2 separate regions of the Mus musculus genome follow, and region 2 is linked to region 1. A link is a contact called in ENCODE Hi-C or POLR2A ChIA-PET data. All regions are on one chromosome and are shown on one strand. Each heading gives the region's core, a stretch centred on a gene start or an enhancer-like site at or near the end of the contact. The rest is flanking DNA. Distances are from core to core; before and after follow the strand shown.

Region 1 (7,140 bases), core at 1,983-4,482:
CCCAGGCTAGCTTCAAGCTCACTATATAGGTTGGATTCATGGCAATCCCCCTGCCTTCGCCTCTCAAGTACTGGGATTCCGGTTGTACATTGACTGTCACACCTGGCTTCTAACTCAGGTTTACTCATTTTGGGGAATAAGCTCTGAGGATTCTATGAAAGAGATGTGGGTCTCCTGGGCTACCCCAAAGGTCAGGTCCTGGATAGAATCCCCGAGGAAAACCAGATGTTTTTAGTCTCTGCTTTCAGCTCACTGGAAGGATCTGGCTTTCCTTTGTGGTTGGTGGGAGATGTGGAGATAAGTCTAGGGTCTTTTACTTGTCAGGCAAGTACTTTACACTGAGCTACATCCCCAGCCTGAGGGAACTGTTCTAACTAAGCCCTCCAAAAGGATGCAAAACCAAGAACCGTTTTTTTACAGTCTTGGGGCACACAAAGGCAGTCTGGGATCAGGAAGAGAAACAAAGGAGACAGTCATTCTCCAAGGGCCACTTGGTGTGGGTGGACTCTGGAGTCGGGGACAAGTGAGAAAGGCCTTGGCCTTCTTGGCTCAACTCCAACATTTCTGATAAGAAACCCAACTCCAGCCTTCTGTCTGGGAAGGAAGTCAGGGGTCACCCTCGTCATCCCCCTGCCTTTGTATGGTCTCTGCTCCTGCCTGGGCCACATCTCCTGAGCCTAGGTTTCTTGCCTAGGGAGAGGTTTAAACTGAATTGTCTTTTGCAAAGGTCTCTTAACCTTTTTTTATACCCAGAGATAAAACCATACCCTTGACTATGTACCACATCAGTCTAGACTTTTCCTCAGAGAAAAGGCCTTAGGCTAAGGAGACTGGGCCTTCTCACCTGGAGAGCAAGGTAACCCTCCTTGTAGAGACTCAGACTTCCAGGGAGGTCTGACTCATCTTTCACCTTCGGGTGCTTTCCAGCACATTCTCCTGGTAGCTCCACTCAGCAGAACTGAGGGACCTTGGCTCTGATGGCACAGTTCCCAGGTTGCCAGGCAGTCCAGGAGCTCTGATGGCAGTTACCAGGCAGTCAGGGGACACACAAGTGGCCCCTGAAATCTGATGAAACTTGTGACCAGCACCCACCACTCTCCCTTTTCATTTATGGCGCCGATGAGACTCAAGTGTTTTAACAAACATGTTTATTAGAAAAGTAAAAATATTGCATAGGTCTTAATACTTGAACATCAAGTGTATTCATGAACCGCGAGTAACTTCATGTAAACAGGTTCTAGATGGAAGACCCAGGTGGCACTCCTCTGGGAAAAGAGGGTTCCAGCCCCCCACCCCCACCCCAGCCCCTCTCCTCACAGTTGAATCCTCCAGTACATGGGCACCGGGATGGGCTGGCTGCAGCTCCCAGGTGTAATTTTGTTTCAAGTGTCGAAGATCCCGAATGATCCTAACACCCACCCCATTCCTACTCTTACATTCATGCAGTCTGTAAGATAGCTGCCTCGAACAGGTCAGTAGTGAAGCGCCGATCCCCACCCCCCAAAACCAAGATACAAAACAAATGACAAAACACACTAGGTCCTTTCAGACCAGAAGATACACAAACTGTCGGCCACCTCCCCCTGCCTCCCCCCCAGCCCCCAACCCCCAGCCGGGGCAGAGGCCAGTGCAGACCAGCTGCCCTTCTGGCTCTGGCCCACAACTGCTGTTGTAACTTGTCAGTAATAAAAAAAAATAAGGTACATGCTACATACACATCCAGCCAGAAGCCTGTGTGACTCCTAAGCCTTTGTTTCATGCTACAGTACTGAGGGGCGTGTGCCCCAACAGGGAGCCACCTGCATACAACCTAGAGACTTCCTGGAGAACACTTCCTTCCCCCACCTGGCCCTGCGCCCCTCAGGTGGCTATCGTCAGTTTTCTAACACAGGGGACAGTCCTTCAGTCCTTGCCTGCGGGTCTCCACCACAGAAATTCCTTGTCTTCACTTTGGGGGGCAGTGAGAAACCCTCCCCGCACCCCACCCCAGGATGTAGTTCAACACTCTTCAATGAGCAGCTGCTCGGAGCTGTAGAGTTTCTTCTTGATGACTCTGAAGCCGGTACTTAGCGTCAGGGACTGGCTGTAACCAGGGACCAAGGAAGAGTTGGCAGAACTTAACAGCCCCTGGATCTTGGGCCAGAGGCGAGAGTCCAGACGCAGCACCAGGGTCAACTGAAAGGTGGGCACCAGGCTGGGGTCGAGGGCCAGCTGAGCCACGCTATGGCAGCTCTTGCCTTGCTCCACACACACGTCCAGCAGTGCCCCCCGCAGGCCGCACGGCTCACTGTATGCCAGGCGCAGGAGTTCCTTGCCCACCTGGCTCACCAGCTGGCTCGGCATGAGCAAACGCGCAGGGCGCCGCGAGCCCAATCGCGCCTGGGACAGGCTCTCCTGCAGCAGCTGCATCAGGTTGGCACACAGGTGCTCATCCTCGGGGTCACTGAGCAGCTCAAAGTCGGGCAGGGACACCCCATCCAGGTATGAGGAGTCTGGATAGAGAGAACACAGGGAAAGGGTATTGTATTAGAGCGCCTTCCACAGGAGCTGTACGGGCGGGGGAGGTGCAGTTTGCCTAAGCAAACAGTGTCCCTTTCCACTCCGTGCCTCAGTTTCCGCCCCGCAGTCTTGTCTTCTAACCCTAGAGTAATCTGTTTTTTCGTGCTGGGGTGGGAAGCCAAGGTGGCTTTGAGCCGATTCAGCTCGCTTCGTACCCACCTCCCGGGACCCCTCCCACCCCCCATCCCCGAACCCAATTCGGCCCCGGCTGAGTGCTCACCTTCCTCCGGCCCGAAGCCACTGTTGCTGCTGTCCAGGGACTCGCAGTCCGAGCTCTCCAGGCTCGCGCAGCGGTCAAGGCCCTCTTCTCTGGCTGCAGACCCCCAGGCGGAGCGCGGCGGCCGATCAGCGGCCGGAGTTCGAGACGAGGACGAAGAGGAAGAGGAGGACGAGAAACGATCCCAGAGGCTAGGCATGGCGGGGTCAGACGCCAGGACGCTGGCTGCTAAGGTCCGAATGAAGGCGCACAGAAGCCGCTGAAAGACAAGAGGGACAAGGATTTGGCGTCAGTGTCGGCGTTGCACAGGATTGAGGGCTCTGAGGCCCCAAGAGCCGAGGTCACTCCCCGACAAGATGTGCACACCCGGGAGGGACACTCACCAGCTAGCGCGGTCAGCGAAGATTGCGGACAAGAGCGCTCTGCCTCTCGAAGGGTGAGCGAACTGGTGCCAACCCCCGATCGCTGCCCGGACCTGTCCCTTCGAACCCTCTCGCACCTCCCCCCTGCCTGCTGCGATCCCTAGCACCAGCGAGCAGCAGCCTATAAGGGCTCTCCCGGCGAGGCCACGCCCCCTCCAGGTCGCAGCCCAATCGAGACCCGGGAGTGTGGCCCACCTCAGCCAATAGGCACCGGGCGCACGTTCGCAACGTTCTCTCCTGCCTGGTGACAGCGGCCTGGCCCCGCCCCCACGGAGCCCCAGAACGCTCCCGGCCGAACCCCTCTCCCCTCGCCTTAGCTTCGGCCACACCCCCTTTCTGGAAGGGATCCGAGGCGGCTTTCAGCAGCTGCCAAGGTCCCTGAGGGCGCTCGCGGTAGGGGAGGATCAAGGAAAGACTTGTTTATTATAGGGGCGCGTTGCTGGGGGAGGGGACGGCCCGTGACTGCACTGAAAAGAAGAGTTGGGGGACCTGGTGCGGCTTGAGCAGGGGAGAAAGGTACCCCTAGCTTCTGGGAGCCCAAGGGCCAAGGACACTACCGGGCGCACAACTGGATGCCCCATGGGACCGTGGCGCGGCGGCAGACGTTACTCCGTTGTCCCATGAGCATCAGTCCCACGCTGTCTTTGCTTCTGACACGCGATGCACTTTTGGTAATAGGTCCAAAGACAAGGCATCTCAGGGCCATCGGCTCCCACGTCCCCTCATCAGTGTTCCTGTTACTCTGCAGCCCCGGGGGAGCAGGGTGTAGGTTCAGGAGGACATCAAGTGCTTGCCAATTCGAGATTGTCCTCTAGCAGAGGGTTTGGGTAGGAGTTAGAGTTCACGGACTCCGATTCTTAGCGCCTGGTCCACGGCCAGGGAACAAGGGCTCACATCAAACCGACACAGTGACCCACCCGCAGGCCTTAGGGGGACAGAACACTGCAGGGCCAAGTGCCTCCCAAACCCACTGCGGCAGAGCCCCTGGCGTCCGCCGGGTCCTAGAACCCCTCCCATGCTTTGTGTTAAGGGGGGGAAAAGCGGCGGATCGGGGGTGGGGGGTGGGGTGGCAGGAGAATTCAATTCAATGGAACCCAGGACCGAGGTCTTTGGAAAAGTCCAAATGCAAGAGCCATATGGGGTTTCATCATTCAGGCGAGGCAACAGGAAATATAGCCTGGCAGCGATGCTCTAGGGCTGATAGCGATTTGTTTAGGGTAGGAGGAGATTCAGTCGGACTAGACCTGTTTTTTTGTTTTTTTTTTTGTTTTTTTTTTTTATAAAAAGGTTTGTTAATGTAGGACACTGGGACCCTGATGGAAGAAAAGACCAAACTTACATCAGACACTCTGGCCCGGCGGGCAGGAACCAAACCAGATCAGACAGGCAAGCATCACATCGCTACAGGGCAGGTTTGCTTTGACACATGACACTTGCCAGGGAAGTCAGGCCACTGTCCTTTCCAGCCCCACCCCCACTGCCCAATTTCATCTTTTGGACGGAGTTTCACGGCTGGCTGGCCTGGAACTCCCAGAGATTCTCCTGCCTTTGCCTTCCTAGTTCCAGGATGACAGTGAGTCACGAAGCATAGCTCCTACCACCGATATTTTTAAAATTAAAATTAAAAGCCTGACTTTTAGAACAGCCAGGTCTTAGAACTGCAAAAGGATGGGAATCCAAGCTCTCCCACACGTACTCTCATTTTACAGGTGGGAGACACATGGTCAGGGCAGTGGTGGCACACGCCTTTAATCCTAGCACCTGTGAAGCAGAGGCAGGCAGATTTCTGAGTTCGAGGCCAGCCTGGTCTACAGAGTGAGTTCCAGGACAGCCAGGGCTACACAGAGAAACCCTGTCTCAATAAACCAAAAAAAAAAAAAAAAAAAAAAATCACATTTATGGACACACCCCCCTCCCCCGCAGGGGCGTGCGGTGGGGGTAGGTGGGGGTAGGCTCAGACTAGGAGACACAGTTAAAGACAGCTGCAAAATAGAGGACTGCTTGCCCCTGGAGTTCCCAGGCCTAAGAGCATTCTTTCCTGACATTTAGACTTGCCACTTGCTAGGAGACATCGGATAGGGTGGTAAGATGAAATGCTTCCGCGAGAGCAGGTGACATCATCCTGCAATGCCTTTCACAGAGGTGGAGAGGGCTGGGGCCCTGCGTGAGTGAATCTTCCTGCTGCTGCAGGGGAGAAAGGAGAAAAAGAAAATCAGCTGACCAGCAGGGCACCCATTCCTTCAACCAGGCTGAGCCTGTTTACATAGACTAAGGACATGGGTCTGAGTTTTTTGTTTTTGTTTTTCCAGACAGGGTTTCTCTGTGTAGCCCTGGCTGTCCTGGAACTCACTCTGTAGACCAGGCTGGCCTTGAACTCAGAAATCTGCCTGCCTCTGCCTCCCGAGTGCTGGGATTAAAGGCGTGTGCCACCACGCCTGGCTGTTTTTTGTTTTTTGTTTGTTTTTCAAGACAGGGTTTCTCTGTATAGCCCTGGCTGTCCTGGAACTCACTCTTTAGACCAGGCTGGCCTTGATCTCAGTAATCTGCCTGCCTCCCAAGTGCTGGGATTAAAGGTGTGCACCACCATGCCTGCCTGGTTCTGAGTTTTTGTTTTTGTTTTTTTCACACTAGGGATGAACCCAGCGTTTCAAGCGTGCTAGGTACAGCTCTGCTTCTAAGCAGCTACATCCCAGCCTTCCTTTCCCTCCTCCCTCTCCTCTTCCACTATCTTTTTTGAAAGATAAAGAGAAGAAAAAAAAGTACATAAGAGAACTATAACCTACTGGCTCAAGAAAAAAATGATCTTTCTTTAAAGTGAACAGTAATAAACAAAAGAACCCGTGACCAGTTTGGACCAGTTTGGAAAGGAAAAGGAGTTTATTCCAACAGACACCATCATGGGCTATGTAAACCGCCACACACACCCCTTTCATTTAGTGTCTTGGTTTTTTTTTGGGGGGGGGGTTCGAGACAGGGTTTCTCTATGTAGCCCTGGCTGTCCTGGAACTCACTCTATAGACCAGGCTGGCTTCAAACTCAGAAATCTGCTTGCTTCTGCCTCCCAAGTGCTGGGATTAAAGGCATGCGCCACCACTGCCCGGCTCGATCGCTTGAGTTTTGCAGAGGGCTGGGATCACAGGCATGCATGGTGGATCCTGGTTTGTGTTCTACTAGGGATCAGATTGAACCCAGCGTTTTCTGCATACTAGGCAAGCACTTTAACTGAACGGCATGCCTCAGCCTCGGTCAGTGAATGTTTCTGTGTCTCTGAGTTCGAGGCCAGCCTAGTCTACAGAGCAATTTCAGGGCAGCCAAGGCTACACAAACCCTATCTTGAAATTTTAATTAATTAATTAATCAATTAATTTTTTAATTTATTAAACAGCAAAAAACCCTGTCTCAAAAAAACACAAAATAAATGAATACAACAAACAAACAAACAAACCCCTACAAATAAAAACCCATTTTTCCCTTAAATGGGGAAGGGTTGTGTTCACAAGCACTGGATAATTTTGTAGAGTTTTTTCTTCCCCCCAGAGGAATCTATCCAGGAACTATGATATTGGTGGAGACAGTACCAGCCCAACCAATACACATTAAGCTCTGGGTTCCCCACAAGGAAAAACCCCACAGAAATCAGGTATGTGGCACACACGTACTCTGAGTCCTGGGAGGAAGAAGCAGGGAAATCAGACATTCAGGTTCATACTAAGATCACACAGAGAATGCAAGACCTCGTCTTTAAAAAAGAAAAAAAAAAAGCATCTAGGCTGGTGGGTTGACTCAGCTGTGAGGAGTGTTTAACCGGCTTACAGGGGACCCAGGTTCTGTCCCCAGCACCCACTCCAGCTCCGGGGCCATCTGATGATGAACACCCGAGTTTTAGCATAGTAAAAATACATCTACAGTTTTCCAATTGTCCTTTGACATGTCTTATATTTC
Region 2 (7,140 bases), core at 2,052-4,551, 35 kb before region 1:
TATGCGTGTGTGTGTGTGTCTGTCTGTCTGTGTGTCTGTGTGTGTCACAGCCAGAAGTTGACAGAGTCCTCCTCATTTACTCCTCACCTTCTTCCTTTCTAGGGGAGAGGTCTCTCCCTAGGACCTGAGGCTCAGCAATTAGGCTGAGTTCCGGATCCTGCTGTCCCTACCTCCCCAGCGGGTTACAGACAAAGCACCTGGCTTTTTCTGACTTCTTCCATCCAGCTCTGATCTTTATGCACATTTTACCAACTGAACACTCCCAAATTTTGGCTTTTTTTTTTTTCCTGATAAGGTCTTATGTAGCCCAGGTTGTCCTAGAATATATTACATAGTCAGAGCTAGCTAGCTACATAGCAGAACTCCTCCTGTTTCTCTTGTCTCAGCCTCTCAAGTGTTTCGTATGCACCACCATGCCTAGCTTGCATGTATCTTAAACATAAGTCAAAGGGCTTGCTATCAAAAAACTCAAGAGCTATAGCTCAGGGGTTAGAACGTCTGCCTTATTGTGAAATACAATAAATAATAAAAGTAGATTTTAAAGAAATACGATTTAAAATAAGACAGTACACATTAACCTAACCACTCCACTCTGGTAGAACATTTACCTACCATGCCCCAGACTCTAGGTGTAAACCCTGGTACCAAAAGAAGAAAGCCTGGTATAGCAGGGCATGGCTATAATCTCAGCATCCCAGAGGCAAGGCTGGAAAATCATCGTGAGTCCAAGACCAGCCTGGACTACAGCTAAGAGAAGGGAATACAGACAGGACAGGGTCATGAGTGACTGTCCTCCAAGCCAAGCAACCACCGTCTTGGGGCATTCCGCCATACCCCTTTGCAAAAGATTATCCCAGTGGGGCTTGTCAAAGGTCTGCACACTCAACAGAGAGGAATAGAGAGGACCAGTGGACCCTCACTTGAGTATACATGCTTTAGTCACCTGTTTTGGGGGGTTTTGTTTTGTTTTTGTTTTTTTCTATTTTCTTTTTTTTTAAATATTTATTCATTTATTATATGTAAGTACACTGTAGTTGTCTTCAGACGCACCAGAAGAGGGCAACAGATTTCATTACAGATGGTTGTGAGCCACCATGTGGTTGCTGGGATTTGAACTCAGAACCTTCAGAAGAGCAGTCAGCACTCTTAACCACTGACCTATCTTGCCAGCCTTGTTTTTGTTTTGTTTTGTTTGAGACAGGGTTTCTCTGTATAGCCCTGGCTGTCCTGGAACTCACTTTGTAGACCAGGCTGGCCTCAAACTCAGAAATCTGCCTGCCTCTGCCTCTTGAGTGCTGGGATTAAAGGCGTGTGCCATCACCGCCTGGCTCAGTCACCTGTTTGTTGCAACTCTGTCTTCATTCTGTTTACCCTGCAGAGTGGTTAGAAGAGGCCTTGGGATGGCATGGGGATAGGAATTCCTCAGGTCATATGGTAAGGCTTTCTAGGTGTGGCCTTATGGGAGGAGCACACACACCTCTGTAAGGAACTCTCAACGAGTCTAGATAAAGAAGCCAAATAAACTCACGGGGTCTTCCAAAGTGAACTTTAGTGGATTTGTGTCTTGGTTTGTCTTGGGATCTGAGGAGTAAATGTTGTTGCCTGTCTCTTTCTGGGAAGGTTTTTAAGCAACAAAGAGCAAGCCTGGTTGCTCCAAGAGGACAGTGGAGATGTTGTCCCAACCTGTTGTGCGCAGGAAACCCCACTTAAGGACTGTCCCCTGGTGAGTGTCCTCTGGCTCAGGAGCTGCTTCTGAGCATAGTAACTATGGTGCCACAGTAGCTACCCAGTGTGGATGAGAACACACAGCTAACAATGAAGTGGCAGGCTGACACCCAACAGCCATTTTCACCTGTGGGCTATCACCCGAGCTCCTGGGTGGCTGAACGTGGCCTAGGACAAGGGTGGGTCCAGCTGGCTCACACCAGGGCTGTGGACACAGGCTGGGCTGTAGGACATATACAACATAGCAGGTGTCTCCAGCTTGCACATTAACCCACTGTCTGTCTCACATAGCTCCCACAAGACCTGGAACAACTGGCTTAGACCAACTGGGCCAGGAAAGAAAGGCTGCCAAGGCTTGGGGTCATCTGTCTGGGCTTCTGTCCCCTTGGGTGCAATGCTTGCTGCTGGTCCAGAGGCAAGGATGTGCAAACCTTTGGCCTGCTGCCGTTTAGTTAACGTTGAGGGTTGGTTGGTAGAGTGCTTGGCCCTGGGTTTGGTCCCTAGCACTGAATGAACTGGGCGTGGTGAGGTATGCCCTTATCCTAACACTTGGGAGGTGGATGTAGAGGAATCAGAAGTTCAAGGGCATCCTTGGCTACACAGTGAGCTCAAAAGCCAGCTAGGGCGACTTGACACTCTGTTTCAAAACAGACAGGGATCAAAGTTAGCGCACAGAGCAGCAAGCTTCATTGTTCATTCTTATTGCGTGACCTACTGCAAGCACCTTCTCACCTCACCCTGGTCTCTCTCCAGCCCATCTCAGAACCTGTTTAGCCCATCTGGGAAGTCATGGGTGACTCTCTGTTCTGAAGTCACCTAGTTGAGTTGTCGGTGATTTCATGTGACCCTATCCCTCTGTGCCTAAATGAGACAGTACATAGGGAGAGATTAGAGTCCTCTGACACACGGTGTCTTGTCATCTGTATGTTCTGGCTACTACCCCCGTGGCTGAGATAACTAACAAACCCTCTTCCTGCAACTCTGATGGAACCTTAAGGTTAGTTGTCTTGAAGAAAACAAGGCAAGAATAAGACTGGACCTTGACCCTAGAAATTCTGGGGTAGTAGCCTAATGGGGTTCATGGTACTACTGACTTCTCTGGCTCCCTCTAACCCAACTAAATCCACTTCTAGACAGTCTTTCCCAACACATGCTCCTGGCAGCTGTCACCAGCAGAGGCACTGGGCAAAATGTCAACAGTGCTGCAAAATACGTTGGGACTTTATCTGACCCCTGGCTTCCATCCCAACCAGAAACACACTGGCTGAAACTTGCTGGCGAGCTGGAGCAAGCCCGGGGCTGGGGGCGGAAAGCAGTCTGGGTCACTGGCTGCTGCAGAAATTTCTCCCCTTTTACTAGTTAATGCCCTTGTTGCCTGTTAGGACCTAGTTTTTAAAACCCAAGGCTTCAAGCCTTGCAGAGAACTGAGGGAAGCGCCACCCTCACCCCAACCCCCACTCTTGCCCCCGCCCCTGCCCCTGCCGCCCCTTTACTCAGGTTAGTGCACCCCGCGCATTCCTCCTGCCCTTTTCGTGAGACTTCCCAGAAAGGGTCCATGACTATAGCAGCAGACAGCCACACCAGGGTGGGATAGGACCAGCTTCGAAGGGGGCGGTCCTCAGTCAAGAGCAATGCCCCTCCCCTACCCCGCTTCTGCCTGTAGCTGCAGGGAGGTAGGTCTCAGACAAGTCTAGGAGGTCCTAAGGCCAGTCTTAACAAGTCTTCCTGCCCAGTACGCCTAGAAAAAGAGAGAAAAAAAGACATTGTCACACGAGGGGCCCCAGGAGCACCCCACCCCAAGACAGGAAAAAATAAAAGAAGCCTTGTCCTGGGTTTTAGCTCAGAAAAAAACGACGTGGGAACTGAGTTGTGTGGGACAGCACTGCCTTGATTGCGCGCGTGCGTGAGTGCGTGTGTGGTGGTGGTGGTGGTGGGGTTGATCACCCGGCACCGCAATAATAATCGATAATAGTAAACAGATAAATGAGCTAAACAAGGAAAAGCTTAAGGATGGAGGGAAGCAGAGGAAGAAAAACAATAATTAGATTTGGAGTAGATTAGACAGTCATTAGGGGGCAGTCTCTGCCTCAGCCTCCTCAGTGCTATGCAATTACCCTGGCTATGAAAGATTCGAATATTATAACTAGCTAATTTAAAATTAAAATAGATAGATAGATAGATAGATAGATAGATAGACAGACAGACAGATAGCCAGGCAGTGCCAGTGCTATTGCATGTCTTTAATCCCAGCACTGGGGGGAGGGGGGTTGGGGGGAGCCAGAGGCAGGGGCATCTCTGAGTTTGAGGCCAGCCTGGTCTACAGAGTGAGTTCCAGGAGAACCAGGGCTACACAGAGAAACCCTGTGTCGAAAAAGGAAAAAAATAAAAAATAAAAATAAATAAATAATAAATAAAGCAGCCTGATTTGTAGGACACCTCGTGGAGGTACACACTTCTGCTCCCAGCACTTGGGAGGCTGTGACAAGGGTGATGAGTTCAAGGCCAGCCTGGCCTACATAGTAAGATCCCATCTCTAAGGCCAGCCTGGGCTTCATAGTAAAATGCTGCCTCAAAAAACAAAGCAAGGGGCTGGTGAGATGGCTCAGCAGTTAAGAGCACCAGTTGCTTTTCTGAAGGTCCTGAGTTCAAATCCCAGCAACCATATGGTGGCTAGCAACCATCCATAACAAGATCTGACACCCTCTTCTGGAGTGTCTGAAGACAGGTACAGTGTACTTACATTAATAATAAATTAAAAACAAAACAAAACAAACAAACAAAAAAACAAAGCAAGGCCGGGCGTGGTGGCACACGCCTTTAATCCCAGCATTCGGGAGGCAGAGGCAGGCAGATTTCTGAGTTCGAGGCCAGCCTGGTCTACAATATGAGTTCCAGGACAGCCAGGGCTACACAGAGAAACCCTGTCTCAAAAAACCAAAAACAAAAAACAAAAAAACAAAACAAGGACTGAGGCCATAGCTAGCTTTTGAGCATTTGCTTGGAACTGGCAAGGCTCTGAGTTCCATCCCTGGCACAGAAGGGAGGCAGAGAGCAAGCAGGTCATGACACATTACTGTGAGAAAAATCCCTGAAAGCCACAAACTGCATTTCAGCCTTTGCCGTCAGGGAAGCCACAGTTCAGACTGAGGTCATTATGAGTCAAATGGACATTCACATGTAAGTATGTGTGCAAGAGGGACTCAGGGGACATACCATGTGAAGAGATAGACAGACTTTTCGGTGACGCTTCTATGATGCCAAGTCATGAGACAGGTTGCCAGCAAACTCTCAGATCAAGGCTAAAGACAGAGACTCTCTCACAACCTTGGACGGAGCCAGTCCTTGTTAGCATGTTGCTGGGTCTTGTTTTTCCTTTGTTTCATTCAGAGACTTAAGTAGCCCAGGCTAACTACAAACCTCTAGTGTACCCAAAGATAACCCAGAACTTCCTCCTCCATCTACTTCTCAAAGACTGGGATCACAGGTGTGCACCGCTAGGCAGGCTATGCAGTGTTGGAGCTTGAGCAGGGATTTCACGTGTTTTAAGCAAGCACTCTAACAGCCAAGACACGTGCCCAGCCTATGTCTGTTGTTTGAGGCACCAGATTCAACATAATTCCCAACAACTCTGACAAAAGAAATCCCAAGGAAGCCAGGCAGTGGTGGTGCACACTAGTAATCCCAGCACTTGGGAGGCAGAGGCAGGGGGATCTTTGTGAATTCAAGGCCAGCCTGGCCTACAGAGTGAGTTCCAGGACAGCCAGGGCTACACAGAGAAACCCTGTCTTGAAAAAGCAAATAACATAAACATATACAAATACACATCATATACATAAATATCATATATGTATATGCATATATACACATATTCATACATCATACACATGTACACACACACACACACACATATATATTCACACACACATACACGCAAGCATACACATAAGCATACATATCATTGCTCATAACCAGGACAGCCAGGACTACATAGAGAAACCCTGTTTCAAAAAAAAAAAAAAAAAAGTAGAAAAATAATCCCAAGGAAAAAAACTACTAAATACACTACTTAGGCTGTGGAATCCGAGGACCTGAAGCTGTGGTGCCTGCAGGCTCCGTCGCCAGCTGAGCCACCTCACGGCCCTTCCTTTTCCTTTTAATTTTTAGAAGTTTAATAAGTTGCTCAGGCTGGCCTTGAACTTGGGATTCTCTAGCCACAGTCTCCTAAACTGTGATGGCAGGCCTGGGCCACTGAGTCCAGCGGAATCTTGACATGTGAGTCTCCCTGTTTGTACTCCTGCTGGGTTTCTGGAGAGTAAGGAGGGACAATCTGCCACAGTTCTGCTAGGCCAACAGGGCTCTCTGAGGGAATCCCTCCATGTAGAAAAAAGGAAGCATGGCCTCAGCAGGGGTCAGGTCGGGATCTGCCCACCACCACCAGCTTCCCATCATCCCATCCCGTGTGCAGGAATCAGTGTACGTCACTACAGTCTGGGGGAGCCGACATCCTGTTTGCTAGAAAAGCCTGAGTCAGTGCCAGTCTCCAGCTTTGCCTCTGCAGCAACAGCTGTCCAGCGTGCTCTGCCCCGGCTTTCCAGGCATTTCTCAGGCCTCTCTGCACATTCGGTTCCCCTCCCTCCTGCAAGAGTGGAGCCACGGTTTTAAAAAAAAAGCAAAACAAAACAAGAAAGTTGCTAGCCGGGTTAGGAGTGTGGTTCGTGGTACACATCTAGAAAGGAGCCCTGTGTTCGATCTTTGGCACCTCATAATCTGGGTGTGGTGGTACACACCCTGTCAGGACACTCAGGCAGTACAAGTGGGAGGATCAGACGTTCAAGGGCATCCTTGGTTCCTTAGTGAGTTCTAGCCTGTCTGGGATACAAGAGACGCTGGCTTTTTGTCGGTTTTTTTTTTTTTTTTCAGGTCAGAGTTTCTTTGTGCAGCCCTGGCTGTCTTTGGAACTTGCTCTCTGTAGACCAGGCTGGCTTCGAACTCACAGAGATCTACCTGCCTCTGTCTCCTGAGTGCTGGGATTTAAGGCGTGCAGTTTCTGAGACTCTAATTAATAAAAACAATAACAACAAAGCAAGCAGGCAACATAATTTCTACAACAGCAACAAAGTGGCTACTGCCAGGAAGGGGCCTGAGGGCTGAGACAGACAGAGGAGAAGTCAGGAGCAGGAGATGGTCCCCGTGGCAGGTAGGACAGCTTGAGTGAGGCCCCCAGATGTGGCAATGATGAGTGGGGTAGCCCCCAATTCAAAAATCAGGTCTCCAGCAGATAGAATGAAAGCATAGACTTGGGCTCACAGAGGCCAAGAGAAGGGGGACAGGAAGTGGCCAATGCTCAAACTGTGCCTCTGCTTTCCCCCCACAAGCCCCTGCGGCTGCGGACAGAATTCCCAAGCTTCTGGTTCA

What was found. A loop is a pair of places that touch in the nucleus more often than their neighbours do. ChIA-PET counts read pairs that join two places held with the same protein, here RNA polymerase II (POLR2A).
Region 2: a map of heart shows a loop between it and region 1 (2.9-fold over the local background). The contact joins the enhancer-like site here to the promoter of Ddit4 in region 1. A Hi-C loop is called at or near these places in 11 of 37 maps with a recorded cell type or tissue (Patski, T-helper 2 cell, adrenal gland and 3 more). POLR2A ChIA-PET finds 5 or more read pairs at or near these places in 4 of 5 experiments (Patski and embryonic stem cell).

Annotation. Positions count from the first base shown.
Region 1 is chr10:59,948,538-59,955,677 of GRCm38, forward strand. Ddit4 (DNA-damage-inducible transcript 4) reads right to left here and starts at 3,233. Exons shown (of 3, transcript NM_029083.2): 1 at 3,160-3,233; 2 at 2,780-3,035; 3 at 1,138-2,492. The coding sequence starts at 2,975. The coding sequence ends at 1,999.
Region 2 is chr10:59,913,431-59,920,570 of GRCm38, forward strand. Gm40673 (a long non-coding RNA gene) reads left to right here. Exons shown (of 3, transcript XR_871747.2): 2 at 1,621-1,723. Among named protein-coding and RNA genes, the nearest start is that of Gm40673, 7.6 kb to the left of the region's middle. Within about 2 kb of position 3,302, at least 2 of the 3 ENCODE cell types and tissues checked have a DNase peak (open chromatin) inside an H3K27ac peak, as active enhancers do; they include gastrocnemius and heart, where a contact is called at or near this core.